2 separate regions of the Mus musculus genome follow, and region 1 is linked to region 2. The links are chromatin loops, found by intact Hi-C in ENCODE. Cell type or tissue: heart. All regions are shown on one strand. Each heading gives the region's core, and the rest is flanking DNA. Links, peaks and the distances in the headings are about the cores only.

Region 1 (16,483 bases), core at 4,585-12,584, 240 kb before region 2:
AATTCCCCCTTCTCCCATAGTGCGGAACCCCAAACTCCCTGATGTCCCTCCAGCTATGGGTGCTCCAGAGCTCTGAGCTTCCACCTTTCTGGATCCAGTTTGCTCTTAGTTTTCTCTAATTACCTTAAGGTAACCATTTATCTTCGTTTTGGAAGGGAAAGGCAAGGAACAGGAAGCCTTAATTTAGGTTTTCTTAAACCATCAAGCCATAGGAAATGGTGGTCGGCGTCTTTCCAGACCTCACTCTTCTCCCTCTGATATAGCATGAGTGTTGGTGCTCCTCACCGCCAGCTCATGCCAAGTTCTAATACTTAATGACATCATAGCGGCAGGTAGGGTCATTTGGTAAGGCTTAGTGACCTTGTTAAACAAGGAGAGAACAAGAAAACATGCTCTCAAAGAGCAATCAAAGGTCAAGGCCATCCTAGAAACTGACCTACTGGAACTCTGAAGTCCCCAGCCTCCAGACCAAAATGGGCAACAAGCTTCTAGTGACTATCACAGCATCCCACGTGGACTGAGACAACCTTCCCGTGCTGTGAGTGAGCATCTTTGTGTGTTAAGCTGTCTCTTCTACCTGATTCTCGAACTAGCTCAATACCCTGCAGAGCCTTAGGGCATGACATTCCAGAGTTAAAGCCTCCATTTCTGGAATATTTTGGCTATGATACAGGCATTCTTATGGAAGGCAAGATGTTGTCACCTGTCCTTGCAGAGTACCAGCATTTTTTTTCCCTCATATCAAGATTCAGCTACAGGCTCAGTCTTAGCTTAAGCTTAAGCGGCCAGGTCTCACCAGGGCAGAACAGAGTCCTGGGACATGTGCTTTCTCTGTCGTTCGCTGGCAGGTCACATCCTCCCAAGGGAGCCAGTGCCTGCCTATGCAGGTCCCTTCCCATCCTTACGTCTTCCTGGGCCCTGCAGGACTAGCCACATGGTCTCATCAGCTAGCATCTTTGAGACAGACCGAAGCGGGACACTAGTAAAATGAAATAGAAGTTCCTTGGGTCCAACTCCTCCAGGTGGCTGCAGATGGACAGAGACAGCTGTCCACACCTCTCCATATTGTTACTCTGGATCCTATTTTCTTTATCACTTTTGGATCTGGCTCCCTCCATCTCTGCTTTCTATTGTTTCCTGCTCCAGGGTACCACACATTCATTTTTGCTTCTTTTGCTCCTTGCCCATTCCCTGGACACACCTGCTTCTGCACCCTCCACAGATGACCCACTGGCAAACCCGTGAGTTTCCTGCAGAAGTTCTGGGGTATGACTCGCCATCCACACATGAAACAGGAATAATATATGCACTGCCAAGGTAGTAGCGCGCACCTAGCAAGACAACACAGGTTAGGGTGCTTTGTAATTTATTTCCTTGTAATGGGCTTGACCCCAGGACCTTGGGAATGCTAGGCCAAAGCTCTGCCGACGAGCCATGCCCCTTGCCTGCCTTGTGATCACAAGTTCAGATGCTGTGTCCAGGTTGAGATCAGAGCAGGGGGCTGGGCAGACAAAACTGCATCTGCTAAGAGGATTCTAGAGTTAGGGAAACATTTTTCCTTTTGGTGTGGAGTGGGAAGGGGTCTTTTTACTTTAAAAAAATTTTTAATTTTGTTTTAAGGTTATTATTATTATTATTATTATTATTATTATTATTATTATTTTAGACAGGGTTTCTCTGTGTAGCCCTGGCTGTCCTGGAACTCACTCTGTAGACCAATCTGGCCTTGAACTCAGAAATCTGCCTTCCTCTGCCTCCTGAGTGCTAGAATTAAAGGCATGTGCCACCATGGCCCGATTTGTTTTAAATTTTTTATTGCATGTATGTATATATGTGTGTATTATGTACATATATGTATGTGGCATGCCACAGGACTGTTGGACAGGTCAAGGGGACAACTTTCAGTTTTTTTTTTCCTGCCATGATGTGGGTGCTCGAGGTTGAACTATGTCAGGCTTGGCAGCCAGTGTCTTTGCCCTCTCGGCCATTTCTCTCTCTGGCCTCTTTGGACCCTTCAGCTCATTCATTGACAGCATGCAAAGGTTGAACTCCTCAGTCAAGGACAGCTGTAGAAAATAATTATACTGTCTTCATTTGCGGCGGAGAGAAGAGAAGGCTAACGACTTATCCAAGGTCATTTCATAGGTGCCCAGCCACATGCCCGAGTCAAAACGGGGCACCTGGAGGGAGCCTTGTGATTGGACACTATAGTCCTGGTGGTGCAGACAGACCTGGTGGCCTGTGCCAGGGTGCGGGTGCTCCCCTAACAGTGCTCTGCCACCCAGGCAAGGGTGGACTATCCCCCCTGAGAGGGAGGGTGGGCTTATTAATAACATCACTAATAAGAGAGAGAGAAAACAAAGCCGGCGGGGCCTGAGCATTTTTTAAATAAAGAAATCTCCCTCATCTCGTGGTTAATTTAAAAGGTTTATTTCTTGAAATGAATCCTCTTCATCAAACCCCCGATCCTTGAAGATCGGAGGCGACCGGGAGTGCCGGTAATGAATTGATTTGTAACATGAGCGACACGCGCCCTCCCGCCCGTGCCCACTGCGGGCCTTTAATCTGTGGCGTTTAAGGGGAAGTGAGCAGCTTCAGTTCTCTCTCCCCGCACCAAGCAGAGCAGCCTTGGGGCAAAGCTGCGGCCCAGGCCCATTGACACCCATCCCGGAAGCCAGCCTTGCGGCCTCCAGCACCTCTATCTGTGCTAACCTGAGTTGTCCGAAGCCCCACCCCCGCACCCCCACACACATGCACAGCCACCCTGCATAATCCAACAGAATATATACTCATCCACACTTCCCAACGTCCCGTAAGTCTCCCTCTGCGGGGGAGCTTGGAAACTGAGTCCCACGCAATTAACAGAGGGGCTCCAGGGACTGATAGGCACTCAGGGTTGGGGGTTTATTAGGCCCACAGTACTTTTAGGTAGAACTTAACCAAGGGCATATATTATGTTATGCCTGTTTGAACCACAGTTGGCTTTAAAGCCTAGTTCCAATTTCCTCCCCCTTTAGATAGGAGTCATTTGAAGACTAACAGGAAAGGGGGAGAAGGGAAGGGGAGAAGGAGAGGAGGAGGGGGAGGGGGAGGGAGAGGAGAGGGGGGAGGACGGGAGAGGGAGAGAGGGAGGTGGCCGAAGAGGCCAGAAGAGGGTATCAGCTCCCCATGGTTGTGAGCCCCTTGCTGGGGGACTTGGTTCCCAAGCTCCATCCAGTCCCATGCATGAGCATCAAGTGTTCCTCAGCACCGGGTCACCTCTCAGTCCTCACAAAGCTCCCCTGAAACTGCAAGCTTCGCAGGGACAAAGATGGCCACGAGTGAGCTTCCCATACTGAGTGTTTAATTACTCTGGCCTGGAGTAAGCAAGCGCTTCGGACACGTTAGGTGGTTAGGTGACGTCGCGATTGTCAGCCTGTCCTGTGTCCTCAGATCTACTTGCTATGCATTTTTAAAATAAATGTATGCTTAGTTCTCCCTAGCATGTAGTCGGTGCTGATGCACTGGGAATGATGGGAAGGGGAAGAGGACAAATGGCCATCAGGTGTGGGACTGCAGAGTGCTGAGCACGGTGGTAAACAGACACAGTGGCATTTCTTTAAATCTTGCCAACAGCACTGGAGATTGGCCTAATGTGTATTGATTTGAAAGTGAAACAGAAGCACAAAGAGGTCAAGAGGTTTGTCTAAAGCCACAAGGCTAGGAAGTGAAAGGGAAGGGATTTGGACCCAAGTAGTCTGTCTCCAATCCTGCTTAGGGGGGACATACTGGAAAATGGACACACAACCACACAGTTACACACACATACATACACACACACACACACACACACACACACACACAGAGGGAGGTAGAGAGAGAGAGAGGGAGAGGGAGAGGGAGAGGGAGAGGGAGCGGGGGGGGGGGGAGAGAGAGAGAGAGAGAGAGAGAGAGAGAGAGAGAGAGAGAGAGAGAACGGGGCATGCATGCACGCACCCATATACATACATGAATAGCCTTGCCCTGAGCCCATGGGGTGGATTCATTACACCTTGAGAGGCTACTTCCTAGGAGATGTTCCTAATCCTCGCACAGTCGTCGTAAGTCAGTTTGGAGACACCTCTGATGACAGGTCAGTGCCAGCTCTGTCCTCTCGGGCCTGTCACCTACACCAGTGTGAGCAGAGCCTGCAAGCCCAGCTGAGAAAAATCCTGTCTCTCAGGGTCATCACCTCGTCAGCCTCTGACTGACCTTTCACAGGGATCTGGGCTTTGCCAGACTAAAATCCCCTCAAAGCAGGTGAGCCCCACCCCAAGCTGCCTCTCAGCGTGTGTCCAGCGGTAAAAAAGCCGGGTCTGGTGCCTTTCAGCTTCTCTCTCTGGTCACTGTCATTTTGTGTGCCACCACTTGAGGGCCCAGAGGGCCACAGAGCTGTTTCTTGTCCTCAGAGTAGTGGGTCAGCCAAGAGAGTGGCTTGGTTACAAGCTGGACCCAGGACAGGGGAGCCACATTCAGGCTGGGAACCTCCATATGGTCTCAAGGCTAATACTTGTCTGATTCCAGCTCTCCTGGATCCTTGATGGCTTTATCTTCTGGTATTCATGCCAGTGACCCCCACCCCCACCCCATTTCCAGAGATATCCCTCTTTCCCAGGTATCCCTCTTTAGTCTTGCCAAATAGTTCCTAAAAGCACACACCCCCATGCCCTACCAGAGAGGGTCAGCCTGTCCCTACAGGCATTTTTCAACTCCCCATGCTGGTCAACATCTGTGTCTTTCCTATAAGCTGAGATGCGGTGCCCGGTGGGCCCAGGGCAGGGGCAAGGGCACACACTCCCCTCCTGCAACTTCCTAGAATAAAATCATTTTTTATAACTGTTGGGATCCTGATTGAGCTGTCAAAAGTACATGAAAACAGCTATATAAACGGTAAACTACCCATCAGTCACAGGCCTATTTGTTCTGAGACAGTATCAACATCACACATTTTTCTTCAAGATAGAAAGTAATACTTACCCCAGCAGATCCAGGTAATTCTGCCCCCATTCCTAAAAGAAACTTATTAGTCACACCATTCCGTTCTTTTTTATTCCTTGGCCCACTAGTCTTGGCTTCGTTGAAGCATCAACAGACACCTTTGACTTTCTCTCCTGTCTACATCTAGATTGAGTGTGCCCGTGCACACACACACACACACACACACACACACACACACACACACACAAACACACTCCACAGACGAAAGTAAGAGCAGAGGAGATACACAAAGGGATCACCTTTGATGATATAAACTAACCTGGATTCCAACATAGATTCTGACCCACTATGTGAGGGCCGAAAGTCAGAGGGGAGCAGATGCTAAGTTGTCTTCTGAGAATATGACCATCAGAGCCTGACGAGGTAAGAATGAAGAAGGGGAAGCTTCTTCTCTTTGGGGTGGGACCTCCCCTCCCTGCCTACCTGGATGGACTGATCTTTACAGTCACTCGGATCAAGGGAACCCATTCCAGGAACTTGGGGTTGAGAGCCCATGGATGGATGGATGGATGGATGGATGGACGGATGGATGGATGGATGGATGGATGGAGAGATGAATGGGCAGAGACAGGCAGATAGATAAATACATGAAAAAGTCTTCTATCCCCACACTGAACATACACATCCATTCAGTGAGGCTTGGGGGTTTTGAGTGGTTCTGTGTTTGCTGAAACCAACCTACTCTAGGTATGACTCCAGAAGCCTGTGCTAACTTTGCTCAGCATTGCCAACAGGAAAACAAGAATAGCATGGTGTTCTGGTTGGGTTTGTTTGTTTGTTTGTGTCAACTTAAACTAGAGGCATCTAGGAGAGGACCCTCATTTGAGAAAATGCCTCTATAAGATTGGCCTATACAGGTTGAACATGTGGCGTATGCCTTTAACCCCAGCACTCTGGAGGCAGAGGCAGAGGCAGAGAGGCAGAGAGGCAGAGAGGCAGAGGCAGAGAGGCAGAGAGGCAGAGAGGCAGAGAGGCAGAGAGGCAGAGAGGCAGAGAGAGGCAGAGGCAGAGGCAGAGGCAGGCAAATTTCTGTGAGTTGGAGGCCAGGCTGGTCTACAGTGTGAGTTTCAGGATAGCCAGGGCTGTTATACAAAGAAGCAATGTCTTAAAAAACAAAACAAAACAAAACAAAACAAAACAAAACAAAACAAAACAAAACAAAACAAAACAAAACAAAAGATTGGGCCATAGGAAAGTCTGTTGGCATTTTCTTGATAAATGATTAATGTGGATGGACCCAGTCCACTGTGGACTTGTTCAGGCCACCCTGAACAAGTGGGTCTGAATTGAATAAGAGATCTGGGGAGAGGCATGGGAGCAAGGCAGCAAGCAACACTCCTTTCTGACTTCTGCTTCTGTTCCTGCCTCTCAGTTCCTGCCTGAGTTTGATCCTGCCATGACTTCTGCCATGACTTCCCTTGGTGATGGAGTGCAACCCAGAGTTGTAAGATGAAACAAACCATTGCTTTTTGGTCATGGTATTTTATCACTGCCGTGAAAACCTTAACTAAGACACACGGGGTGTGAACTGTGGGCCTGTGGCAAGCAGATGGTCTTGGTTAAGCCTGCTTGGCCTGCAGTAAGTACACAATGCCTGATTGCTGTTATTGCTTTATGCACACCTTGTCAGTGCCAGGATAGAACCCAGGGTCTCAGGCATGTTAAGCAATGTTCTCCCATGAGCTACACCCCCACTTCCCGCTATTCCTGCTATGTGATTTTGAGCCGGTTATTTAACCTCAGTTTTCCTATATATTAAATGGGAACAATAATGATAATAATAATAGTAATAATAATAATACTTTCTCCCTCATAGGATTCTTATGAAGAGTAAATTAGTTGAATATGTATAAGTTGCTGAAAACATGGTGAGACCCCACAGCAAACACAAGGAGCCTGAGAGACAAACCACCCAGTCTGATTTATTTTTAATTTTTGTTTATATATACCTTTATTCACTGGGGCGTTTTGCCTGCATGTACAATATGTGTGCCTGAGGAGGTCAGAAGATGAAGTCAAATCTCTTTTTGTTTGTTTGTTGTTGTTGCTGCTGCTGCTGTTGCTGCTGCTGCTGCTGCTGCTGCTGCTATTGTTTTAAGACAGGGTCTAATAATATAGCTCCAGCTGGCTTGGAGCAGACAGATCTACCTTCCTCATGAGTGCTGTGATTAAAGGCATGCCCCCACTACGCTTAGAGAAGTCAAATCTTGAGGAACTGGAATTATAGGCATTGTGAGGCACCACATGGGTGCCACCGAGTCCCGGGTCCTCTGCAAGAACACCTGTTCTTAACTGCGAAGCCATCTCTCCAGACCCTTTATTTCCCCTTTTATTATGTGTATATGTGTGTCTGTGTATATGCGTATATGTGTATATGTGTGTCTGTGTATATGCATGTTTATGGCACATGTGTGCAGGCTCACCATGCCTCCTGCACACCAAGGCTGGCCCTTTAAGAATCCTGAGCCCTAGGGAATGTTCTAAGCAGGTGCCCCTCACACCTCTGAGCAGCAGTAGCAGCTTCACCTAGGAGCTTGTTTGAAGGGCACGTGTTCAGATCCCAGCCCAACCACAGAATCAGAAATGGAGATGGGGTCAGCCAGGAGCCCTGGAAAGACTCCGGGAACAGCAGGGACTGAGGGAAGCCTCTGCACGAGAGGAGTGTTGGCCCAGGCCTTAAATGTTGGGTGGAGGAGGAATCTCTAGAGAAAGGGAAACCAGATATGGCGAGTGGGGCATGTCTGTGGTCTTGGCGGGTAAGGAAGGAGAATCACTCTGATTATGAGGCTAAAGGGAGCCCAGAGCCAGCCTAGAACACACAGCAAATGCAAAACCAGACGGGTGGGGGATGGAAGTAAGAAAAGAATAGTAGCCAATGCCCTTTGACTTGACAAGGTAAAGAGTCCAGCTGATGCAGTGAGGCTTCAAGCTGGGGATGTGGCAAAAACTAAGCCAGGCTGCTGGGTTGGTGTCCCTGGATGCAGTGCCTTATTAATTGATTCTCCTCTGAATATCTCAGGGGGCTTTGTAGAATTATCTTTAAAGGCAAACTCTTGGGATCTCCCTAAAAAGAGAATGTCCTGTGCTAGGAGTGGCCTTTCATGCCTAGGCTTCCCACTAAGTGGCAGCCGCCAGTCCTGAAGGACTCTGCGGAGCCCCAGCCTCCCGTCCCATCAAGCTTAGAGACAGAAAATGTGAGGCTTTCACAAAAGGTGTGAGGGGTCTGAACCAGGTCCAGCAGAGACATCAGAGTACCCGGAGGCCTTCCTGGCACGGCGTCCCGTGAACACACACACACACACACACACACACACACACACACACACACACACAGAGTGTGCCAATGGTGAGACCCTGGACTGAGAAGAGCCCAGGGTGAGCTGGCTATGGGGCTTCAGGTCTGGAGAAACGCTAACAGACTCCCGTGTCCTGCCTGGGGCTACCACTAGGAGGCTAATGAAAAGGGAAGAAGCAGGCTGGGGCTTGGACCAGCAGGAGACAGCAAAGGGACAATGTGAAGCAGGAGGGAGGTGGCCCCTCAGGCAGGGACAGACAATGTCCCCATATGGGAAGCAGACGGAGCCACCCCGCCCTCTTAGTCCTGGGGCTCTGTGCAGCAGGCAGCACTCTCTCGCTTGATCTCTGAGCCTGGGTAGCTGTACCCCGGAAGCTGAGCACACTGAGCTTCTGAACAAGTTGCAGAATAAGGGCTCAGCTCACCAAAATTCCCATAATGGCATGAGGACACAGAGCCAGGCAGAGGCAACCATATGCATCCTCCCTAGTATGCACCCAGTTAGGTGACAGTCTACTTTCTCTAGATAGTCTTCAAACAGGCTCAAAGATCCCCTAGAGCCGGCCAGCCTACCAATTTTGTTGTTTTCTATAGACAATTATTTCTAATACTTTAGCAGAAAGACCACTACCATGCTGCGTCCACCATGAATTTTCCAACAGATGTGTGGGGCTTGGTTGCCAGTCCGCACCAGCAATGCTTGGAGCACAACTTAGAGGGGTAGCTGGGGTGACAGAGACTTCTGCACGACCCCCAACATCTGCTACCCACCAGGGAAAGATCTGCCAAGTAATCCCAAGTTTTGGATCATTTGTAACGAGCCCCTACCCAAGTTTATTATATACAAGACATTTTTAAGACCTACCATCTCCATGTGTCCCTAGTAAGCCATTGTCTCGGTTTCCTAAGACCCTCCCTGTCTCTAGGTTTTAGCTCAGCCTCATTTTTGCTCGTACACTATTTTTTTTTGCGGGGGGGGAGGGAGTATGAAGTATGAATAAGAATTTTACAATTTCACAGTGGAGTCAAGGGCAAGAGATTGGAGCGCAAGGCCCAGCCAGGTCATCCCTTATCTTCCCTAAGGAAAATACAGCCAGGCTTCTGTTCCTCTCTGCGACAGGCCCAAAGAGAACCTCTGTAGGATAAGAGATCACTCAAGATTCTTCAATATTTAAGAGGTATCTTGGCCCTACTCTGTGTTAGACCCTTTGCTTGGGGCATCAGTCAGTTCTCAATTGGCTATGAGCAATGGGAAAACACTTTGAATTAGTTTAAACACAGAATGGAATCTACCGAAAGGGGAGGAGAATCTGCAGGTGATCAGAACTAGGTTCAAATAGTCCAAGAAAGCAAGAGCAGACTTCCTGAGCCTCGGGGATATACAGAGCAGGCTCCTAACCAATGAATGCCACGTCTCTGAGATTCACCAGCTGTCACTGGGGAAAGCTCAACACTCAGTTCCTTCTTGAAGAAGCCCAGAGATGGCCCTAGATTGGTCCCCAATAGGTCAGTTGGTATATCAGAACCAGGAGAGCCTGCCAGGGTCGGGTAGGATTAGAAGACTCTCTTTGAGACCATGTTTTTATTTCCAAAAGATGAGCCCCTATTCCAGGGGCCTCTGCCAGCAAAGTGCCAGAAAATCCTCACAAGTGTATGTAGTGAGAATTGTTAGCTTTAGGGCCAGAGATATGGCTCAGCAGTTAAGAGCACTGACTACTCTTCCAGAGGACATGGGTTTGATTCTCAACACCTACGTGACAGCCCACAACCACCTATAACTGCAGTACCAGGGGGGTGCTATACCCACTCCTGGTCTCTGAGAGCACCGGGCATACAAATGTTACACAGGCATACATGTGGAAAAAACATTCATGCACATAAAATAAATCAATTAATTAATTTTAAAGAGTTCTTAACACACACACACACACACACACCTTTTACAAATGTATTAACTGAGATTTGGTTCTCAGCCCAGTTAGCCCAAGAGCCTGGATCCTCAAAGCCTGTATGTTTGATAAAGGTGATGCTGACTTCCTGGGAGGATCATCCAGTCAGTGTATCAAATAGACCAGGTATATGCCACACACTGCAAGCTGTGTGGGACTGTCAGAGATCGGTCACCGCAGGGTTATATGTGGCAAGAAGGGAATTACGGGGCGGGGGGTCGGTCCTCTTCTCATCCTGTGATCAGTTACTGAGGTGGCACTTGACCTGATCCTTAGAAAAACAGCAAACAGATCAAAGAGTTTGGCCAAAGCTGAGAGCACAAGCAGGAAATGGGTTGGAAGTAGAGACAAAAGAAGAAATTGTGACCAGTTTGGACTGGAGATGAAATTGCCAGAGATTGAAAGTACAGGCTTGGGATCTCAGCCCAAGGGCTGTGGTCCAAAGGACTTATTTAGACTGTATCTCAGTTTCCTGGTTAGTAAAACAGGACGAGATTGAAATAGCTACTTAAGACTGTGCTGAAATTTGAATGAAATAACATAGGAAAATAATGCTTTGAAGCAATAGCTATTATCATAAGTGATTTAGAGTAATTCACGTTGGGAACCACTGAGTATTTCAAAGTTGGACTGTAATAAAGTACCACAAACTGTGTGGCTTGAAACAACAGAATTTATCCTCTCATTTAGAGAATTTATTCTAGAGGCTTCGAGTTCAAAGGCTTGTAGTGCAGCTCAGCTGAAGAGGGCTTACCTAACCTGGTTGACATCCTGACTTCAGTCCTTAGTACTAGGTGGGAATGGAGATGAATGTATCTGTAGAATCATATTCCCTTGAAGCCCATAGTGGGAATCCTTCCCTGTATCTTCTAGCTTTTGGAAGGGCAGGGCATCTTCAGCTTGTGGCAGCATCTCTCCCATCTCAGACCCTTCTTCCCAAGGCTATCTTTCCTCTGGATCTGTGTTTTCACCAGACTCTTGCTTCATTCTGCGATGACCTCTATTGGACTAAAGGCCATTCCACACAGTAAGACTCAACTTGAACTTATGCTGTAGTTACATCTGCAAAACACTCTCAAAGTGCCAAGAGTTAGGACTTCAACAAATTGGGCTAAGGCGGGGAGGGTGGTGTGTGTGGGGTATACTTCAATTTATGACAGAAGCTGTATGTTGAATAGACTGATTAGTAGGGGTGAGTGGGACCAACTACAGCCGAGGGAAATAGATGTTGCAGAGACCACTCAAGAGTCAAGAAGTGAGAGGCCATGATTAGAGCCAGAGTTTCTGGGACAATGGTGATTTTATTGGAGCTGATAAATGATAGGGTGGGAAGGCAGCGGGAAAGGGGTGTCTGGATGATCCCAGGGCTGTGTGGACAGATGGACAGATTAGAAAGCAGGGCAGGGGTGAGAGGAAACCTGAGGGTGAGGAGGAAAGTCTACTGGACTCTAAGTTGTCTAAGGGCACAGCTGGGTGCTTCTCTAAGTATAAGCTCCTGGCATATAGTCAGGTCAGACGGTCTCAAGTAAGGCTGGCCAAAGAAACTAGCACGTTCAGTTTTCCAAAGAGGTGAGTTTGCTGTGCCAATCAGAAGAGGCAGGTGGAAATCCAACCCTGTCACCTAGAAGATAGAGTGTGAGTTAGAAGTCTCCGCTGGGTGTTTAGTTCCACGGAGATTACAGGTCGCATGTGATTGATAGTTGGTGAGAAGGAAGCAGGGAGGGTGGGAAGGGCTTGAGGATCCGGGTGGGAGGCGCAGCTCTGTTTAGAGGTGGGGGAAAGCAGAGGGAAGCAGTAAGAGGCTGGAAAGGCAGGCGCCTGAGAGTTGGGAGGTTGGGGGATGAATGGGAAGGCGCAATGTCATGGAAACTGAGAAAGGAGACTGCCTCAAGGAGGAGGGGTGGGGCCCGCTGCCAAACAGCAGAGGTCACAGAGGTCGCAGAGAAGAAATATTGAGGGGAGCCTGTGGATTTGCTAACTAGGAGGCTACTTCCAAGCAGTACCCCCACCTGGATAGGGCAAGATGATGTGAGGTGAGTCCGCTAGGGCAAAGAACAAAGAAGGGAGAGCCTGTGCACCTACTGTGTGCATGCACCCCTGCATTCTTCACCCTGGATGGACCTGGCTGGTCTATGAAACATAGGAAAAGCCAAAAACAGAATACACAATGGCAGAGGGTGGGGCTTGTGTGTGCACATGAGTAGGGATTTGGGTTTTGCCCAAAAAAGGGGGAGAAATTCTTACAGCACCCAGTAGGGATAGATGAGACCTGTGGCTGACACCTCTGCCTTGAAGTCCTCATGAACTTCTTACCATATCTGCCTTGTTTATCTCTGTATTGCACTCATCCCACCCCTCCCCCAACCTGGGCCAGCCTAGCACATGTATGGTATTTGGGAAATACTTATAACAGGAAATAATGACACCCAATATAAGCCAGGCACCCCTTATTTATCACCCCTTATTCATCAACAGCTCCATGGATAGGTGCTGTTTTTATCTCTGCATAAAGAAAATAGTTCTGAATGGTTCACTAAGGTAATGCATTAAGAAATGGCTGGCTGAAGCAAGATTCGAACCCAAAGCTAGGCATGGCGGCACACTCCTGTGATCTCATCATTCAGGAGGCTGAGGCAGGATGATTGTAAGGTATACAATAAGTCTTTAGCTCAATAAGTAAATTAATTAGATAGATAGATAGATAGATAGATAGATAGATAGATAGATAGATAGACAGACAGACAGACACAGAGATTAGATAGATAGATAGATAGATAGATAGATAGATAGATAGATAGATAGATAGATAGATAGATAGATAGACAGACAGACAGACACAGAGATTAGATAGATAGATAGATAGATAGATAGATAGATAGATAGATAGATAGATAGATAGATAGATTAGATAGATTAGATAGATACATAGATAGATACATAGATACATAGATAGACAGACAGACAGACAGACAGACAGACAGATAGATAGATAGATAGATAGATAGATAGATGGGAAGAGGGGGAACAGAGAGGGAGAAGAGAGAGGAGAGAGAGACAGAGAGACAGACAGAGAGAGAGAGAGAGAGAGAGAGAGAGAGAGAGAGAGAGAGAGAGAGAGAGAGAGAGAGATCCAATTTCTTATGATCCTTGAACATAGCATTTAGGCCCTTAGTATTGAAGATGGGTGAGTCTGGGCAGTGGAAATAAATGCAGGTATGACCTATGTCTTTCCTGCAGTCTTAGCCATTTATCTGTAGTGTCTACAAGGTATTTGCACTTGTGTCTATGGTCCTTGTGTGTATGGTCTCATGTAAACGCTGTGCCTGCATTCACATACCTGTCCCTGTGGATGTGTGAGTCCCCCCAGTCTGAGTGCTCATGCTGTGTCCACTTGAGACAATGATGGTTGAGCTTGGCTCTCAGGTATGCTTAGAGGTCAGCCCTTAGTCTACCTCAAAGGACCCTTGCCAGGGTCCCTGGCCCACAACAGTTCTGACCATAATTCTACTCCCTTGTTTAAAAGGGCCAGTGGGTTTAATGATTAGTTACCGCCTTGTCGATATCCTCACCCAGAGAGAGGATGGATGGTGAGCCCTGCCCCCGCCCCTGCACACACACATACACTGCAGCAGATTGCAGATGAGGGAGGGGCTCTGTCACCAAGAGGACTGGGATGAGGGATGCTCCAGGGGAGACTCTTCAGGGACGTTACAGGGGCCCCTTCTTGGGAGCCTTCGGTTGCTTTCACAAAGGTGATGGCTGTGGGTAGAATTATCTCCCTTCAGCCACTCCTCACCAAGTCCCCCAGGCTCTGGGAGTCTATGAATCTTGGGGTTCATGAGGGAAGACCCCTCTTGAGGTAGAGCATGCCTGTATGTCTTGTCACTGTCAAATATTTAGAAGTGTGTAAATGTCTCTCTGTGTATGTGTATGTCTGTGTATGTCTCTCTCTCTCTCTCTCTCTCTCTCTCTCTCTCTCTCTCTCTCTCTCTCTCTGTGTGTGTGTGTGTGTGTGTGTGTGTGTGTGTGTGTGTGTGTGTCTCATTTCCACCTCTGTGCTTTGATGATGACCAGGAAGCTACATTTTGAACCACATTGATAATTTGGGTATCCAAGTCGATGCGGCCCTTTAAGTGCCTCCAGGTTCAGATGTGGCTATACATGTCCACACCCACATGCACATCCTCACATATGTCAGGCTGGGGCATATGCAAGTATGCATCTGTAGATGTGTGAATGCATATGGTGGGGGTGGTAATATGACCTGTGTCTGTCCTGCAGTCTTAGGTATTTATTTGTGGTGTCTACCAGGTTCATGCACATTTAGGTCCTTGTATGTGTGTCCTCATGTGGGCACTGTGACTGAATTTAAACACCTGTCCCTGTGGACTTTTGAGTCCCCCAGTCCTGAGCACCCCACACTGTCTCCATTCAAGACAATGGCGGTTGAATTTGGCTCTCAGATATGTTTAGAGGTCAGTCTTTAGCTTACCTCAAAGGACCCTTGCCAGGGTCCCTGTTTTGTGTGTGTGTGCATGTGTTGTTGTTGTTGCCCCTGTCCCTTAGAGTGTCCCTTAGAGTCCCCAGGTGTCTGTGTCCTCATCCTTCTCTGGGTACTGAGGTTTGGCCATGCACCTTCCTGAAGGGCTGCTGAAGGAAGAAACTCCCATGCTCCTCTTCTATATACTCAAGGTAGACTCTGGTGCCACAGATGCCAGGGTATAGAACTCTGAACCCATCTCCAGTGTTCCACTGGCATTCCTGCTGTGCTCCTGAGTCCTCACAGCCTTGAACTTGGGTGTCCTCATCCACACTACCCTCAGATGTCCCCACTGTCCGTCCCCTGAAGCTTCAGATTCACACTGCCACCCAACCTTTGCTCTATGTCCTGAGTCCTCTGGGAGCTGAGTGACTGTCTTCATCTCATGACTGTCCCTGTGGCATTAATATCTTTTGGGACAATTCCAAAATAGTCCCATGCTTCATAGCTTCTGATCCCCAACCACCTCACCAGTAACCCTACAGCTCAGAGACTCTCTTCAGTCACATCTACTAACAGTCTAGCTCTACAGGACCCAACACTGAAGGAGATGGAGAGAAACAGTGAGCTGTAAAATGAACTGATGTTCTAAGTCAGGACTCAGAGCCTGGGGAGGAAAAGCTAGGGCCTGCGGCAGCTCAGAGGATGGGCAGACAGGAGAGGAACTGAGCCTGGCAGAAATGAAATGCTAAGAGTTCCGTCCATCCTTCAGCAATCCTTTGCCCCTGCCACACATAATGCGCTCTCTCTCTCTCTCTCTCTCTCTCTCTCTCTCTCTCTCTCTCTCTCTCTCTCACACACACACACACACACTCACCCTGTTGGAAGGTGACATTTGCTATTAACCTTATATTGGGCCATTTTGTAAATCAATGTCACTTACATTTAATAACAAGTGTAATCAAAGGAATTATGCAAATTTAATTTGATGCTTCTTGAATTATGCAAATCCGCGGTGCACATAATGTTCTCTGACATGTGCCCGTTGGAGAGAGGGAGAGCAAGGGAGAAAGTAGGGAGGGGACAGAGAAGGGAGGCTAAACCTACGAGAACAGGATAACTGGGACTTGGCACTGGGGGAGAAGCAGCAGACCAGCTGTGGCCCAGGGGCTCTCCACCACCGTGAACAGGGGATGGGTGAAACTTGGTACCTCTACCTTCTCTGGCTTCCCCCTTTTAGGTTTTCACCCTTCCCATCTCCAGATCAAGAACGATCTTGCTAGTTGCCTGTATTCAATGTCTCCTGGGAAATGGGAATAGCCTCCATACTAACTAGTATGGTAGTGAGAATAGCTAACTACTCATGAGAGCAAGACTCAGGATTGAGTATGGTTCTCAGAGGTCGGTCTCCTGGTCCTCAGCCTTATAACAGGTGACCTTCCATAGCTCTAGAGAGTATGGTGGTCTTTTCTTGCTTCCAATGGCCTTAAGGTCTTAGCAGGAGAATCGTGCCATGTCATGAAAGAATCCTACCCACTTACCTCCAGGCACAGGATGCCAAGCCTGACAGGAAGGTGATTCGCACGCTGAGTCACACGTTGTCATAATGATGACAAGCCACAGAAATGGTGGCCTTAGTCTGGTCCTCTCTTTCCTGGAAAGGGCTTTGCCAGTCAATTGTGAGCCCTTGCAGAAGACACACATAAATCTAGTGTATAGATAGCCATGGCAGAATTACCGGTG
Region 2 (16,483 bases), core at 4,023-12,022:
GGGAGTACTGGTGTTGTACGAATCCAGCCACAATGCCCCAGTCAGGTGTACCCAAAGTCCTTGTGGATGAACTCGAATCAGGTCCAGGAGTTGAAAAGAAGGCATGACCAAACAAAAAGGATATATGAAATCATTGCCAATCCACGGAGGTAGAGGTAGGGGGTGTTGACACTGGGAGAGGGCGCCCCCTGCTGGACAGAACAGCCATGCACGCTCCCCATGCCAACCTTTCTCCCTTACTTCAACCCACTGAAAACATCTGAACACCCAGCATACAAGTCTACCACACAATGGTCGAGGTCCAAGCAGACTACTATAGCTCTAGGTTCTTTTCAAAACATGCAAAATGTTTGACCATCATTTGTTTAAACTGTATAAATAATCTACTGGGTTTTAATAGGATTTTTTTCTATGAATCAGCAACAAAGCATGAAATGTGGTATTTTCACCATGAATAGCTGGGAAATTAGTCACCTCTGTCCATGATGCTCCATGGCTGTAGACCCCCATGCCATCTTGTCCCTCCCTCCCTTCCACTTCAAGCTACACTGGGTTCTTCAGAATGCTGCCCCCTTCAGCGTCTGCCTTCCTTGGCTAACAGAAGAGGGAAATTCCAAGGAGCCCCTGACTGAGAGTAAAAGTTAGGAACCCTGTACCCCATTTCACACAGTCTCCATCTGAGTTCAGAGCTTCGAATCCTGAGTCCCGGCATAAGTTCCAGTAAAGGCTGCCCCAGGTTCCAGATAAGCAGGCAGTGTAGGGAGTGTTCGTTGGTTTAAGAAGAGAAAGATTGGTGTCCTGAACAGGAAGTGTAGCGATGTATTTGAGGAGTCCCAGGTGGCCGGTCCCCCCAAGTTCATCATCAAGGCATACCTGCCTGTCAATGAGTCCTTTGGCTTCACTGCTGAGCATTGGTCCAACACTGATGGCCAGGCCTCCACCAGTGCGTGTTTGACCACTGACAGATCCTGCCCGGAGACCCCTTTGACAACAGCAGCCGCCTCAGCCAAGTGGTAGCTGAGACCCACAAGAGCAAAGGCCTGAAGGAGGGCACCCCAGCACTTGACAACTTCCTGGACAAACTGTGGGCAGCCTGGGATGGCCACACGCTGCACAGTGGCCGCCCATCAGAAGACACCGTGAGACTATCCCCACTGTGCCCCTCTGGAGGCTGCTGGGGCCACCCTGACATCACTCAGCACTCAATTGCTACCAATTCTATTTATTTCAGAATTACAAAGCAGGGGGAATCACCCTCTGCAGGCTGGACTGGCGGTCGTGGGGTGGACGGGGCACGTCTCTGAACATTTTTCAGAGGGAAATGCTAAGATGTCCAAAAGTCTAAATAAATGCATTCGGAAGTTAAAAAAAAAAAAAATAGAAAGATTGAGCTAGTCACCCTTTTCTCCAGACGTCCCCCCAAAGAGTTCTCAAACTTGGCCCTAGTCTGCCGCACACCCTTGTCTAGGCGCTGACAAGAGTGAGACCCATGAACCTACCAAGGAGGCTTCCCCGCTCACAACCTCGGCTGGCAGCAGAAGGTGCTGAGACAGGGGAGCCACAGTTGGTTACAGAGAAGATCGGCTCTAGGGAAGCAGAAAAGAGAGCCATCAAAGGCAGAAGCCCAAGCGATGTTAGAGATGAAAGACTCAGAGACAAGGTCAGATATGGGAAGGTGGATGGGCAAGAAACTATCCAACGTTCAAGGAAGGTTTCCCAATCTCCCTCCAGTTGTCTCTTGACTCCCGATCCTTGGCTCTACCTATCACCTACCCTGCAGCCCCTAAACATCTCTCCCTGCCTCAGGGTCCTGTCTGGAAAAGCAAACAGTCCGTGCCAGTGACCAAGGACCTAGGGACAGAGCTGGCTGGCCCTAAGGCAATCAGCCAAAGGCTGGTAAGACTCGGCCTCCAAGTTGGGCATGGGCCATGGGGGAGGGGAGGTGGGCCTCCTTCCTTCCGGGACCAAACCACTATCCACGTGTTCCACACAGAGCAGGGCCCCTTCCTTTCTGCCCCCTGCCCCTAGCCCTAGATGAATAAAACTCAGGGGGTTAGGGGAGCTATTCATGGAACCAGAGAATGTGTGAGCTGCCCACAGCCCCCTCTCATTAGGGGACCCCCGTCAGGTGGCGCTCATTAACTTCAAGTTGTCTCTTGTTTTAAAACTCTAGTGAGGGGGCAGGGTGGCGGGCACATTGTCTGGCTACTGCCCCAAAGAGATTAGGCACCCAGGGGGAGGGGGCAGGCAAAGGCCCTTTAATTAGTTACTTTGAAAGGTTCCCTGTCCTCTTTCTCTCAGGTCCCCCTCCTAAAACTACCTCCCCCCCCCCCCCACGGCTGGGCCCAGCTTCGAGGGGGGACAGTCTTTTCTGCTTCGTAGAGCTGCCTGGTCACTGGGCTTAAATCCGTAGTCTTTGTTCCTGCCTGGACAATGGGCCCAGGACATCAACCGCAGAGGCCAGAGAAGCAACAGAACCATCCATCCCCTGTAAGGTTGGGCCCGGCGGAGGCTCTGTATCTTGGCACCAGGGCGCAGCAGGGGCTGGACATCGTGGACCCTTTCTTGGCAGACAGGAAAAGGACAGGAGGGACACACACACACTCCTCAGCCTCAAGGCCTAGCCTTGGCACAGAGTAAATAAGACAGCCCTTGGGCCAGGGTCCTTTTACATAAGAATTTTCTTGGGGGGGGTTCCTAGAACCTAGTTTGAGAACAGGGAGGTCCTTTCCTTCCTATAAAACAGAAAGAATGGCTTGAGTCAGGCAGAGCTGGGTTCCAATCTTTCTCCACCATCCCTTAACAAGTAGCTACCCCAGCCTCTATTTTCCTCCCCCATTAAATGGGGGCACGAGAGGCAGACACAGTGGCACACACCAGTCATCTTAGCACACCGGATACTGAGAGGATAGTGAGCTCGAGGCTGGCCTGGAATATATAGTGATTTCCAGGACAACTGGGGCTATATAGTAATAGCCAGTCTCAAACCAAACCAAACCAAACCAATCCAGGGGCTAGGGAGATGGCTCATCGGGTAAAGGCACTAACCACTAAGCTTGACAACCTGATTTTGATCCCCAGAGCCTGTCATGGGCTAGAAGAAGACTGGCTCCTGCAAGTTGTCCTCTGACCTCCACATGTGCACAGTGGCACACACAGAGGCAAACACACAAAATAAATAAATGTATATAAAACAAAAACAGACAAGGGCTTGGGGTGTGGCTCAATCAGTGGAGTGGCTGGCTGCCTAGCATGCGGGAAGCCCAGGTTCCATTGGCAGCAGGGAATAGACCCAGATGTGGTAGACCCAGATGTGGTGGCATATTCCTGAGATCCTTGGACTCAGCAGCTGGAGGGAGGAGGATTAGAAAGTCAAGGTCCTCAGCTACACAGTGCGTTTGAGAGTAGCCTGGGCTACATAAAACCCTGCCTCAAAAACAATGTCAGTAGTAGCAATTTTAAAAGATGTGGAGGAATTTGAGTCTTCCTCTTAGGTCCTGAATAAGCTGTGTAAAGGTGTCTAGCCCAACCACAACATTAATATTGCAAACATGCCATCCATGGTAGGTTTTCCCATGTATGGTTCCTAACAGCCAGAGTCTGACCCCACTCCCTTGGCTTTAAGGGGCAACTTTACGGGACCCATTCTGCTTCTAGGTAGTGGTGGCAAACATGAACTAGACAGACAAAATGCCACATTTGGGAAAGGCTTACAGGACAGGAGTGGCGATGTGACAGTAGGACAAGCTAAGCAGCAGAGGGGTGGATTGAATGAGAGAGGATTTCTGCCTGGTCAGGAGTTGTCCGGGGAGGGGTGAAGCTGAGTAGCAGGAAGAGACGGTGAATTGCCTGGGTCAGCAGATTAATGGTACTAACGAAGTTTCCAAGAGCATGTTGAGTTGGGGGGTCGGGGGCGTCCATGTGGAAAGGCACATGACAGGGGTTGATCAGGCTGTGGATGAAACAGAGAGAGCTTCCCGGGCAGCGGAGGTAGGAAATGCCAAACCCAATTATGGCCCGACCCTTCTGGCCTCCAGATCCCTCCTTCAGAGAGCTGGGAAGAGGCTGTGACCTCTCTCTGTGGGTGTGTGCGCTCCCTGCCGCACGCATGGACACGCCGCTCACGTGGGTAGGTTATGTTGAGTGTGCACGGGGGCAAACCTCTGATAGGAACGAACATAAGGATGTTGTTAGTATTAGTTTGTGTGTCGTCTACACACACACACACACACACACACTTTTGTATCTACATCAGTTGATTCCTCAATGTTGTCCCCATATATCCCCTAAGTGTCTTTGTCTGGCCAGACCATGTGTCACAAGATCAGCCAGGGAACCATGGTGCAAAAAAATGTGAGGAGTGGGGAGTCTCTCCCCCACAAATCTACTCTGGGCTTAGCCCTGGATCAAGCCATTTAGGTGACTAATTCTCTAGGCAGATAACTAGAAATTTATCAGCCTCTGGTTAATGGGAGTGTACCCTACTTTGGGAAAACCCTCCCTTACGGAAATCATCAATTATGCGCTGGTTCCTTTTAACAGCCCAAGTTTGTTGAATGAATAAGTGTGGCGGGCTGGGCACCCGCTCCAGGTTAAAGACTTCACAAAGGATATCAAAGAAGCAGATCAAAGGGTGAACAAACATCCCTTACAGGACCTGGGAAAGCCCTTGGTTAAAAATCAACAGTCGAGAGGCGATTAAACATAAGATAAGGGCCTGAACTCATAACAGCAGCCCAAGAGCAGTGGCCTGCACTCGGGGGTCTTTAGGGGACATGGGGGTGAGATAGTGAACCACAGGCACATGTAGGCTCAGAATTGAACAACTCCCTATCTAGTGGTGTGTGTGTGTGTGTGTGTGTGTGTGTGTGTGTGTGTGTGTGTGCGTGCTATCAGCATTGGAACCTCCAGACACAGAGCAGAATTCACATTCTCTGCTGTGTGCTGAGTGGTGTGTTATTATAGTTATTAGCAATCACGTCTTATCATAAAGTCACTTTTCCTTAAATATGTAAGAAAAAAATGGCTATTCTTCAGAGTGAATTCTAGCCAGCCTATTCTCCTGGGAAATTATTTCCAGTTTTGTAGCACGAGAGAGTAAGACAACACAAGTACATGATCTAAGAGCCCTGGACACCGACAGGAGGCCCTGCTGGAAGTTGATCCATGACACAAGGAGCTCCCAGCATAGTGCTAGGATCCACATGGTGTCCTTTTGTGCGATCAAGCTCCAAAGGAATTACACAGTCCATGTTCCCCTTTGGGGATCCTAGCCCGTTCTCCTTCAACTCCAATCTCACAGATTCAGTCACTGGGGCTCCTGACCCTAAGATGGCTCCCTCTTCCCATGCCCCCCCATAACTACCCTGTGCCCCCACCACAGTGTCCATAAGGGAGACAGTTCCTCTTGGGGCCTGCAAGCTTTTGTTAGCGTTATGTGAGCCGCTAGTGACAAGGGCCCTGAAACCCAACTCGGCCAAACTCATAAAAGGGGTCACTGTCTCTTTAATTAAAGTTCCCTGTTTGGAGGTTAAAGACAAACCCGTTTGATGGTGCAGGTGTGTAGATGTGGGGGTGGGGAAGAAGAGTGGAAAGGGCTGGAGGGAAATGGAATTCTATCCTTGGAGGGGAGCAAGGAGGGGCCTCTGTAGGGGCAGACTGGCTGACTGGCCTGCAAGGTCTGACGGGGGAGCTGAGGGTCCCTGGCATGGAGAGGACCACGAGGGAAGAAACTAAGCAGGAGCAGGGAGCCTAGGGGCCTTGGGGCTGCTGGCTCCGATGCTCCTCAAGCATGCGAGCAGTCCAGGCCCAGAGCCAAGCCTGCGCAGACCGCTTAACTGTGTGCCCTCGGCCACCCCGCCCAACATTATGCCTCGCTGACCACTCCCCTTGCCCACTCTGGGATTTCCCCCCTCTCCCACCCCAAAAGTTCTCCATTAAATGAGGGCCCAGGGCCTAATCCCATCTCCACACAGAAGCAACGTCATCACAGTTTAACATAAAAAGATCAGCTGGTATCGACCCGTAATTTGGACCCACGCCACGCTATTGGCAGGAAGACAGAATAAGTTAGGGTGGCCATGTTTCAAAAATTCTCTGTGTGCACTCAATCACAGCCCAGGGAAGGCGGGCGGGTGCGTAATAACCCAGCCGCACTCTCCATTTCCCCTGTAGATCAATGCTAATACCGGGAGGCCCCGGAAGATGGATGGAACCGACAGGAACCTTGAGATCCCAACACGGGGGCTGGTGCCTCAACCGATAAAGGATTTCATTGCCACTGGGGCAGGGACATCAAAACCCTTGGGGTTGTGAGAGGACAGTCTGGTGGGGGCAAAGAAGCTGGAGAGGGGGCAGCCTCCCCTCACGGTTACTCCATCACGTTCAGGCATGCACACCAGCCCTGGATACACCTTGGCTCCCACAGTGCCAGCCCAAAGCACAGAAACCTTCTTAAGGAGTCCTTGGCTCTGAGGGGGACACTCACACGGGGTCTCAGACTCACTCAAACACAGGCAGATCTGCTGCAGGGAGACACACTCCCTCAGAGGCATCCACTTCTGATAAGGGAGAGACACCAAGATGGCAAATACCCACACAGTACGGCCTTGTCTTCCTTCTCTTTCTTCTATCTCTGCCTTCTTTGTGTTTCCTTCTGATGTTGTTCAGAAAGCTGCTGGTTGATGGGAAATTGGAGACCTTCCTAAGAAGAAAACTGGGAAGACCAAGGCATCTGGACAGACGCTCATATGCTGAGGTGAAGGCAGGGGAGCCAACTCCACCGGACAGCTCCGTTGCAGACCTATTTCCCCACCAATAGAGGTTTGACTGAGTCGTTTCTTCGCCCACTCCTCTCGGCCTCTCTCTACCATTTTAAAAAGTCTCATGTAACTCCAGGCTAGCCTGGAGCTCCCTATGTAGTCCAGGCTGAACTCAAACTTCAGGTGATCCTCCTGCCTCAGCCTCTTGAGTGAAGGGATTATAGGATCATGGGCATAAGTCAACAGTGCCAACTAGAGCAAGAACAGTTCTAAGGCCTTCCAGATCTGAATTTGTCTATGCAGACACAAATACTCAAAACATCAGCCACAAATACAGGTAACCCCAAAGCTGGCATTTTGAGTTTTGTTTGGTTTCTTTTTTTTTTTTTTAATTTAAGTGGTAGACTAAAACATAAACGTTGTACCTATTAATGTGCGGTATTAGTGTTCAGTACATGAATGTGCTGCAAAAAAAAAATGTTTAAATGCATGTTTATTTTCTCAAAAAGTTATCAATTCTATATAATGAAAAAGTGTAAAAAGTGTTCTAGTTTTTAAATGGGCTATATGTACATGTATGTATATATATGTATATGTATATGTATATGTATATGTATATGTATATGTATATGTATATGTATATGTATATATGTATATGTAATTATTATTGGTATTCTCCTTAACCTTTTAGGATGGCCTGAAGACACACATGCATGTGTGAATGTACACACAGAGATACGCACACACACAGTGGGGTAAAGAATACTTTTCCTCAAGCTCCCTACCTTTCCCAGAGCAAGATGCCAAGGAGTCTCAGAAACTCACCTCCACCCCCCCAATCCTCCCAGCCACCCCCACTCCCCATCTGGCTCAAAAAAGTCAGGAGCATGTAAGAGATACAAAGTCAAGAGTTTGGAGAGGGAGAAGTTGAAGCTGAGGTCGGCGCCAATCTCCCTGCTTCCTTCCAGCCTTTGCAGGACAAGAGCCATTTGTATGGCCTGGCACTGACATCTTGTGGCCACCCGTAAGGATTGCAGGCATCTCAATGAGGTACTTGGTCCGGTACAGAGGAGAGCTTGGTCAGGACTACAGGTCCCATCCCTGGAAGCTTTCCCCCATGCTTAGCTGCCAGAAAATACACAGGAGGCTGGCAAGTACCTCCTGGAGATTCAGGTGACAGGTCTGGAGGCTACCATGCGGAAAGGCTTCACTTGATAGCAAAAAGGGCCAGAGAAAGTGGGTGCTTAAGGGAACTTCAATCTATGGCAGAGACAGAACTGTGACCTTCTGTAGCCTCCACCTGACACTGCGCCAGGAGCTGAAGCTGAGCGGGTAGATGTGGCTTTCCCTAGGTAATCTTGCCAGAAAGAAGAGACCCAGCCCTGGCTTCTCCATCCATGTCCACACTGCAGGGGAGTATTTACTCTGCTTTCAACCCTAACCTGTTGCAGAGTGAGACAGGAAGGCATGTCTTCGTCCTGACAGAGCCTCTACCCTTGAGAAACAAGAAGATTCAGCTCCTTGCCAGTGCTTCATCCCTAGGAACAATGGAAGCTGCCAGTTATCACAGCCTTCCATTCAAAGCACTAGTCTGGAAGTCTAAAGGGAAGCTGGCTTCCATCGCCAGCCTAAGGCTGGTGAGAGAGCTGAGGCAGAAAGCTGGAGTCAGTAGGTTCCCTGGAGCCAGCCTCCTCCATTCAGCGGAGATCTAAAGTAGGGACAGAGGTAGCCATGACTGGAGCAAGGTCTGACCAGGGACTCCAGAACCCGTGCCTCCTCCTATTCCCCAGACACACCTACCACCTCTTAAACCAAGTCCCGGGCACCTAAAAAGTAACAAACCACACACGGGCAAAGGCCATGAGTTCCCAGCCGCAGAACCCTGGAGGTGCTGGGGTGATGAGTTTGTTATAAATTACAGACTCATTAAGAGAAGGTGTGAAGGGCTCAGTAACAGCTTTCGGGGGCCATCTTTTCGATTTCTTGTTCAGTTTGTTTATTGCAATTGTTCCTGTCTCATAAGCTTATTGCAAAACCAATAAAAATGATCTATTCCGAGAGGGGAACTGCTCTTTTGACTAGTAAGCTGCCACTTAGTAGTAGACCCCAGCCTTCCCCCTTCCCAATGGCTGCAGCTCTAGCCTGGTTGACCAGCTGTCTCCTGCCGCGGGGTCAGCAGAGGGTGCCAGATTCCTCCTCACCAGAAACTGTGTCCACCTGCCATGAAGCCACCCTAGGCTAGCCTCCGGCCTCCAACCTGGCCCCATCACACCAAGGACTGTGTACCCCAGCCCTCCAGCTCAGCTCAGTTAAAAGGGGATGGGAGGCCAGAACAGGATCCAAGGACAGTCACGGGAGCTTAGAATTTCACGTGGAATTTTGCTGTTTCCACACTGTGCCTCGGTGAACCTGAAGCATGCGTATCCTTGAAAACTAGTGGGATTAGCAGGAAGGCCTGCAGACGTTCCCTAAGGTCAGAAGCCCCAGCTTTGACCTTGACAGAACCAAAGTCATCCAAGTCGAAATTAAGATAACAGAGATAGAAACCCTCAGCTGAGCCAAGCCGTAGTGAAGCACGCCTTTAATCCCAGTTCTCAGGAGGCAGAGGCAGAGGCATCCTGGTCTACAGAGCAAGTTCAGGATACCCAGAGCTACACAGAGAAACACAAACCCTGTCTCAAAAAGAGAAAGCGAGAGAGCGAGAGAGAAGAGAAGAGAAGAGAAGAGAAGAGAAGAGAAGAGAAGAGAAGAGAAGAGAAGAGAAGAGGACCTCTGTCCTAAGGCAATTGGTTTTCCCCATACTCCAGTTTCAGAAATGATATCTGTTGCACTTGGTGACTATAATAGTCTGACACATCCTGGCTTTCCCTGTATTGCTGATGTTACGGTGCGGGGAGTGGGGCAGGATAGAGGAGGCTCAGGGAAAACCTAAAAGATCTGCACAGCCTCACACAGAACTCCACAATGTCAGGTGGGAGACTTGTAAGGTCTTTGTCCCCCATTCTTTTCTGCCTCAAATACAGAACCAAGGTCAGACCTGAAGTGACTTGGCCAAGGTCCCATAGTCAGTGGCAGAGCTAGAAGGGGGACCCAAGGTAACCAGCCTTTGACTCCTGGTTCTTTACAAAACTCTGCTATCTTCTACATCCCGCTTATGTCAAAGAGTATGGTGTCCTTCGCCAAGTCGCTGCAGCCACCACAGCCCCCAGGCTGACCTTCCCTCCCACCAAGGAGGACAAGCTTGTTCTCTCTAGAGCAAGATTGGTCTCTTTCCCCAAGGCCAATGCACTGGCGCTCCCCCAGGGCCTGGAAGAGGGAATACACGTTGGGAGAAGCATTTGAACTTTCTCTTCTACTCCAGGGAGATAGCAGAGGCTGACCATTCTTTATCTATTTGGAGGACAAGGAGTGAAGGGGAGGCAGAGCATCTCAAGGACTTGCTGTATCTTCAGAGAGTCCCAGTAATGTTGTCCCTTGATCGCTGTGAATGTGTTTATACCAAAAACACTTCAAATAACCTTTACTCTGTGTCAGTATTCTTCTAAGCATATTACGGATTCATTTGCTAATTATATTTTATGTAAATGTAAGCTGGGCATGGTGGCACATGTCTGTAATACTATCATATAGGAGGCAGAGGCAGGAGTGTCAGGAGTTCAAGGTATGCCTTAAACTACCTAGGAAGTCCCAGGCCAACCCTGGCCCCATGGCAGAAATAACTAGTATGTGTGCATCAAACCATTCTGTCCCCTGGAACTCAGTGTGTGTGGGCCTGTGAAGGGGGCTGGGGACAGAGGACAATGACAGGCCTCCTATTCTATCACTCTCTAACTTACTCCCTGAGACAGGATCTCTCTCTCTCACTGAGACTAACTGCTGGGCTGGGGGCCAGAAAGCCCCAGTGAGGGCCTGGAGAGCTACCTCAGGAGAGGAGAGTGCTTTCTACTTTTGCAGGGTTCAATTTGCAGCACCCACAAATGTAGTTCAATTTCAGGGGCTCTGATGCCTCTGGGTTGGATGTCTTCACCTGCTTCAGAGTCTTCAGCTGCTCTCCGCAGGCAGGAACATGGTGCATGGTCATCCTCGCAGGCAATCGCTCACACAAGCACACCTCCGCAATCTTCCTGTTTCTTCCCCATACACATACCTGGGGTGCTGGGGTTGCATCGGTGCTATGGGTGGCTTTTTTCCTGTGGGTTCTGCATATTTGAAACCATCAGTCTCCCCAACCCAATCTGGCCCCCTCTTTTAACCTTAGATTCTCTTTGCCTCTTGTTCTTGTGCCTGGAATACATTTGCATCTCTTCCGTGGGTGTTTATTGTCAGTTTGCTTCCTAGACTAAAATATTGACCCTGCAGAGATGGGGTGAGGGAAATTCCCTCTGCCTCCACGTTAGCCTGATGGATAAGAGCCAGAGGGTTTGGCTTTCAGTTCCTGCTCAACCAGATCCTAGCTGTGAGGCCTGGGGCAAGCTGTTTACACTCTGACTCAGTGGGACTAATAACAGTATCTACTTCAGAAGAGTACGAGGCTTTAGTAACTTAATCAAATGATATAGAATTACTTTATAAATTAATATTTAATCTCAATCCTCCTGTCTCAGCCTCCCTACTGATCAGATTTCACAAGAGTGCTCCCCCTCCCCCATGCCTTTGTGAAATTTTTAGACCTCACATGAAAGAATGGGGGGGAGGGGGCTTGAGGCTCCTGGCTGATGACAGCATGAGCTATCCAAGAGGGGGGGTGGGCGCTGAAAGCTGTTGCTCTAACAGGCAAGTAAGAATGTCTCAGGTAATAGCCCTCTCAAGAATGTGTGACATCCTGGGGCTGGAGTGTGAACCTCGACCTCTCTTAGGGCCAGATAAGGCAGATAACTTGTGTTCTGTGGATTTCCTCTCTCGATGCAAAGTGCCCCAGAGAAAGACTGAAGTTCAGAGTTCGTTTTCTGTCCTGCTAAGCCTCCAAAGGCCTGGTGGGAAAATATCTACATAGCAGGCTTTGGAAAGGCACATTCCCACGGCCTGGGAATCTTCTCTTTACAGCCAGTACAAGGACTGGGGGCTTCCTGTGATAGGGAGGAAGATTCTAAACATTCCAAAGAGATATGATGTCCTTTGAGTCAGCACAACTCTTGTTTACCACAATCTGGGTCACCCCTGCCCTTGGCTTCTTTGAAGAGCATGTTTCTGCTTGAGATAGGCAGCCCGGACCACAGATAGCTCCCATACCATCCCTATTTAGAGGCTTTCTGCCGGGCTCTGGGAGCTAGGGGTGAGGGGTGTGGTGCCAAGAACCCACGGCCCCCTGGCTCCCTCCCACACAGCAGCCCGCACTGACATCTCTGAGGCCTTTGATTAAAGAGACAAGTGACTTTGCCCATTCTATTGATCAGAATAAATTACTAGGAACTAATTTATGGGCCTCCCCACGGCCGATGACATGGTGGATTGTGCGCTATTGGTCAGTAAATTGGATTGTCAGGCTAGATTATTGGTTCGTATACAGTTATCTCTCATAGCAATATCAGGCAGCTCAGGTAGAGGAGTGAAATCCTTTCTCTGCTGCCAGCCTGCCAGGATGTCAGGCAGGAGGCCTTCTCCTTGGCTGCTGGGGAAGGGCGGGGAGGGGAGAGGAGGAGAGGGGAGGAGAGTTGAGCGAGGCCTCTGTGCAGGATGCTTATTAATTAGTGCAGCATCACAGCATTAAAAGAACATTAGTGTGGAATCGTCTGCAGAGTGATGGGGAAATGACATTGTGGGCCTCCTCCTGATTCTCCAGCTATGGCTCTGTTGGGTAGAAGCAGGGAGGGGGTTGATGAGCAGACAGGGGGATGGGAAAGATAAAGGGTGAGGGGCAAAAAGGGCCACGGGGAGGGGAAGGGAGAGGAAAGGCCATATTTGCTGGGAGTTGCAAGCAGAGCGGATCTGCTAAGTGCCAGCGTCGCTGAGCCACGCTGGGGAAATGGAGCTGCCGTTCTGCTCAGTACATCACAGCCAACGATGAAAAGTTCTGGAGCTGGGATTTCTCAGGCAATTTGGCCAGTGATGCATGGGGCAGTAGATCCTCGCGCACTCTTCCGTGCTTCTGCCAAGCCAGCAATAACAAAAACTTATTTTTTGCCAGGGAAACGGATATGAGTCAGGCAGGCCCATCAGGAGTAAGGGGGGCTTTACCACGCCACTGCGATTTGTACCGCTCCACTGTTTCCCCGAGCTCTAAAGACCTGCCAGGAGGAGACAAAGGCGAGACAATTTCGAGTTCATAGTCCTGTGTCCTCGAAGCATAACAGCGTGCCATAGATGGGGACATTCTGGGCCTGTGGGTTGCAAAGTCAGCGGTCTTTCCTTCGAGCCCACTGAGGAGGGGGGAAGTGGGGTGAGGGGGGTGAGCTGGGGTGCAGCTACAGATTCCCGGAAAAGGTTCACCCCCAACTCCAACCTCCCAAAAGCATGGCAGAAGGAGCCCAGAGTGCAAGAAGGGACCGGAAGAGGATGACAAGCAGGAAGGAATTTGGAGTATCAATCTAGCCATGATTAATGAAAGCATTACTATTTCCAGTTAAGACCATCTGTGCCCTCTCATCATCACGGACTGCCAGGGTCTTTCCCACCCACCCAGACCCTGAGCTATCCAGTCCCTGAAGGGTGGGATTGGAAACCCCACTTAGCTCCCTCCCTCCCTCCCTCCCTCTCCTTCTCCCTCCCTTTCCCCCTCCCCTCCTCTCTTCATGAGCCCTGAGGAGGCCTGTACCTCCTCTGAGGCATGATCAGGAACACAAGCAACCTGTTCCCTGAGCTTCAGGCCCCAGGGCAAACAGTCCTGACTTTAGCTATCACTCATTGGACACTGCCAGTGACCCAGTAAGTAAACTCCCCGTGGGGCAGAGACCCAGGGTTCCCAGCTTGCTTGAGCTACCCCCCACACACACACCCGCCCCCCAAAAATGCCCGGAGGAGGTCTCATTAGTAGCTACAAAGACATCAATATATTTCCTCTTCTTGGTGCTGTTCAGCATGCTGATTTGAGAGAAGAGACTCACACCTTGAACTGAAAATATTCTACACATTCCAAAAGGTACAGGCTTCAAAGGTGAAAACCCCTGGCTAAGCCTCTGGGTGTCTTTTATGCCTACCCCCATCACTCTGCTCTCTGGAAGTTAAACTGTGGTGCCTGAAGAGATGGCACACTGGGTAACCGCTCCCGCTGCCAAGCCCGATGACCTGAGTTTGCTCCCCAGGACCCACACAGTAGAAGAGGTCCAACTCCCACAAGCTATTCTCTGACTTCTACACCTGCACTGTGTACCTCCTCAAGACACACAGAGAGAGAGAGAGATGTATATATGTGTGTGTGTGTGTGTGTGTGTGTGTGTGTGTGTGTGTGTGTGTACATGAGTGAGTGTACACACGTACACATTAAAAACTAAATAGATGTCATTTTTATTTAAATTAAATTGTGGCCCTTGGCTATTTCCATACGAGTTCCTACCCTAACTTAATTGTTCTCCCATTCTACTCTCTGGGGACAAACATGAAGCCAAAGAGGAGAGGCCCTCTATGTCAGAAGAAACAGGACTAGATCCAGCCTGGGACAGTGCCACATCCTCTCTTCTGGCTCTGCTAGGTCTCAGCTTTCATTACAGCAATCCTATGGAAATGAGTCTACCCAGACCCAGAGCACCCCGGCCTCCAAGATGGAAGACTTTGCAAAGCTTCGGGAAAGAAAAGTAGGCCCACTGGCCGCTCTATAAATTAGAGACTCATTAAGAAGAGGCAGGAAGGGCTTTGGAGGCCTGAGCCTTTCGATTTCTTGTTGGGATGGTTTATTGCTATTGTTTCTATTTCATACGTTTATTGCAAAACCAATAAAAATTATCTATTAAGAGCAGGAAACTCATCTTTTGACTTCTTGGTGGAGGTTTCTACAGAATAAACTTTAACTGGTCCAGCATAGCTGCGGGAGAGGAGCAAGCCCTATGGAGTCACGCCCTACTGGAGGCCAGCCAGGCACAGAGCAGGAGTGTCCAGACCAGGGTGAGGGAGGGGACAGACTGGGGAGGCCACACAGTCAGGACTCTTCTACAGAGTCCCTGTCAGCTGGCTGTGTATTTCCATCTGTTGCTTAGTGCCTGCAACCGTGCTGCTTCCCAGCTTCTACTCTGGAGAGACCTCACTTGGAAGGAGACAGCCAAACGCTTGATTTATGGAGCTATTCTTGAAATGAATGTTTATAGAGATGTTTCCAAACAGATGAATAAGATGTCCAAGATCCCAGGAGAAAGGTCTTGTCCAAGTGAAAGAGCAGAGAGCTAACATTTGTGGTATCCTGTTCTGCCATGCTAGGCTCTATGCTACCACCCTTTTTGTTTGGTTTAGTTTTGCACCCCTTTATTAAAATTTTTATTTATGATTGGTGTGGAGTGTGTGTTGGCATGCATATATGGAGGTCACAAGACAATTCTGAAGGGATGGTTCTCTTCTTCCACCTTTTTGTGGGTCCCAGGTATCAAACTTGGTTCTCTAGGCTTGTGAGTATCTTTGCCTGCTGGGTTATCTTGCTGGTCTCTGTACCCCACTTTTTAAGAAAAAAGTATATTTTCTTGGGCTAGGGATGTAGCTCAGTTGGTAGAGAGCTTACATAATATTCATATAGCCTGAGTTTGATCCCCAGGACTACATAAACCATATATGGTGGGGTGGCCTGAATCCTAGCACTTGGGATTCCCAGCACTTCCCAGCAGGAAGACCAGAAGTTCAAGGTCTTTCTTGGCTACGTAGGGAATTTGAGGACAGCCTTGGATATAGGAGACCTTGTCTCAAAATAGAAGTAAGACTTTTTTTTTTAAGTGTATATTCTCTCCATTTTATTAAAAGGGACACTGAAGATGGCAATGTAAGAGATATAACCAGGAACAGAAGACAACATAATTCCCAGCCTGGGAACACTGGTCCTAGAAGTAGTTGCCACCTCTCTGTTGAAGGAAGGATAGGAGATAGGTATTCTCCCTGTGGGCCTCTAGGATGACCCGGAAAAGATTCACAGTCGATTGAGGGGAAGACCACCCAACCATGACTCAAGTTTGAGCCGGCCTGCAGAGTGCCCAACACCCCTAAATCTAGTGTGAAGAACTACAGGGGCCTTCAATAACTGCTCTGTCAGGTCTCAGGATGGTGACTAATGGGCTTAGAGGAGGAGACTGTGAAAAACACACTAGGAAATAAATTTGGGTGATTAAATTTCAAGGCAGTTCATGGAACAGCAACCTGAGGCCTAAACTAAGCCATCAAGTTACTAAGAGAATCAAGATTTCACTTTAACCACCGCTGCCTAGGAACCAGGCCTGAGACTGCAGAGTATTAGTGGGACATGAGAGAGGTCCTCCCACCGAACTTCTGAGGAAACTGACACCCTCCAAACCTTCCTTCCAAAGGGCGAGCTAGCAACAAGCTAAGTCCTCATTGTCTCCCCATGATTACCATGTCACCTCTAAAGTGGAAAAAAATAAAGATGACTGCTCACCCATGTAAGACAGGTAGAAATGGGGAAGGAGGCTCCAAGTGGGCACAACCAGAACCACTCACAAATTTCTGAGATACTTCCAGGTTACTGAAGTAACAGAGGAGGCCCAAATTCCTCTACTTCTCTCCTGTTTCAGCTGAATGTCATGTACCCTGATTGGATCTAACCCCCCAAACAGTCGTGGTCTAGAGGCAGGGGTGTA

What was found. A loop is a pair of places that touch in the nucleus more often than their neighbours do. Peaks named below come from ENCODE experiments on the same cell type or tissue, not always from the same donor. Only the 100,000 strongest peaks of a DNase experiment are listed, where the experiment ranks them.
Region 1: a loop joins it to region 2, with 6 times the contacts of the local background. A loop is called at or near these places in 10 of 42 quality-filtered maps.

What each region holds. Positions count from the first base shown.
Region 1 is chr19:44,647,411-44,663,893 of GRCm38, forward strand. No RefSeq gene overlaps it. Among named protein-coding and RNA genes, the nearest start is that of Gm41854, 17 kb to the right of the region's middle. In heart, for the core only: a CTCF peak has its summit at 8,469; no DNase peak of the experiment used is centred there; H3K27me3 peaks cover 7,587 bases.
Region 2 is chr19:44,887,688-44,904,170 of GRCm38, forward strand. No RefSeq gene overlaps it. Among named protein-coding and RNA genes, the nearest start is that of Slf2, 35 kb to the right of the region's middle. In heart, for the core only: CTCF peaks have their summits at 7,784 (motif pointing left) and 8,945 (motif pointing right); a DNase peak (open chromatin) is centred at 7,784; H3K4me3 peaks cover 535 bases; H3K27ac peaks cover 1,856 bases; H3K27me3 peaks cover 4,143 bases.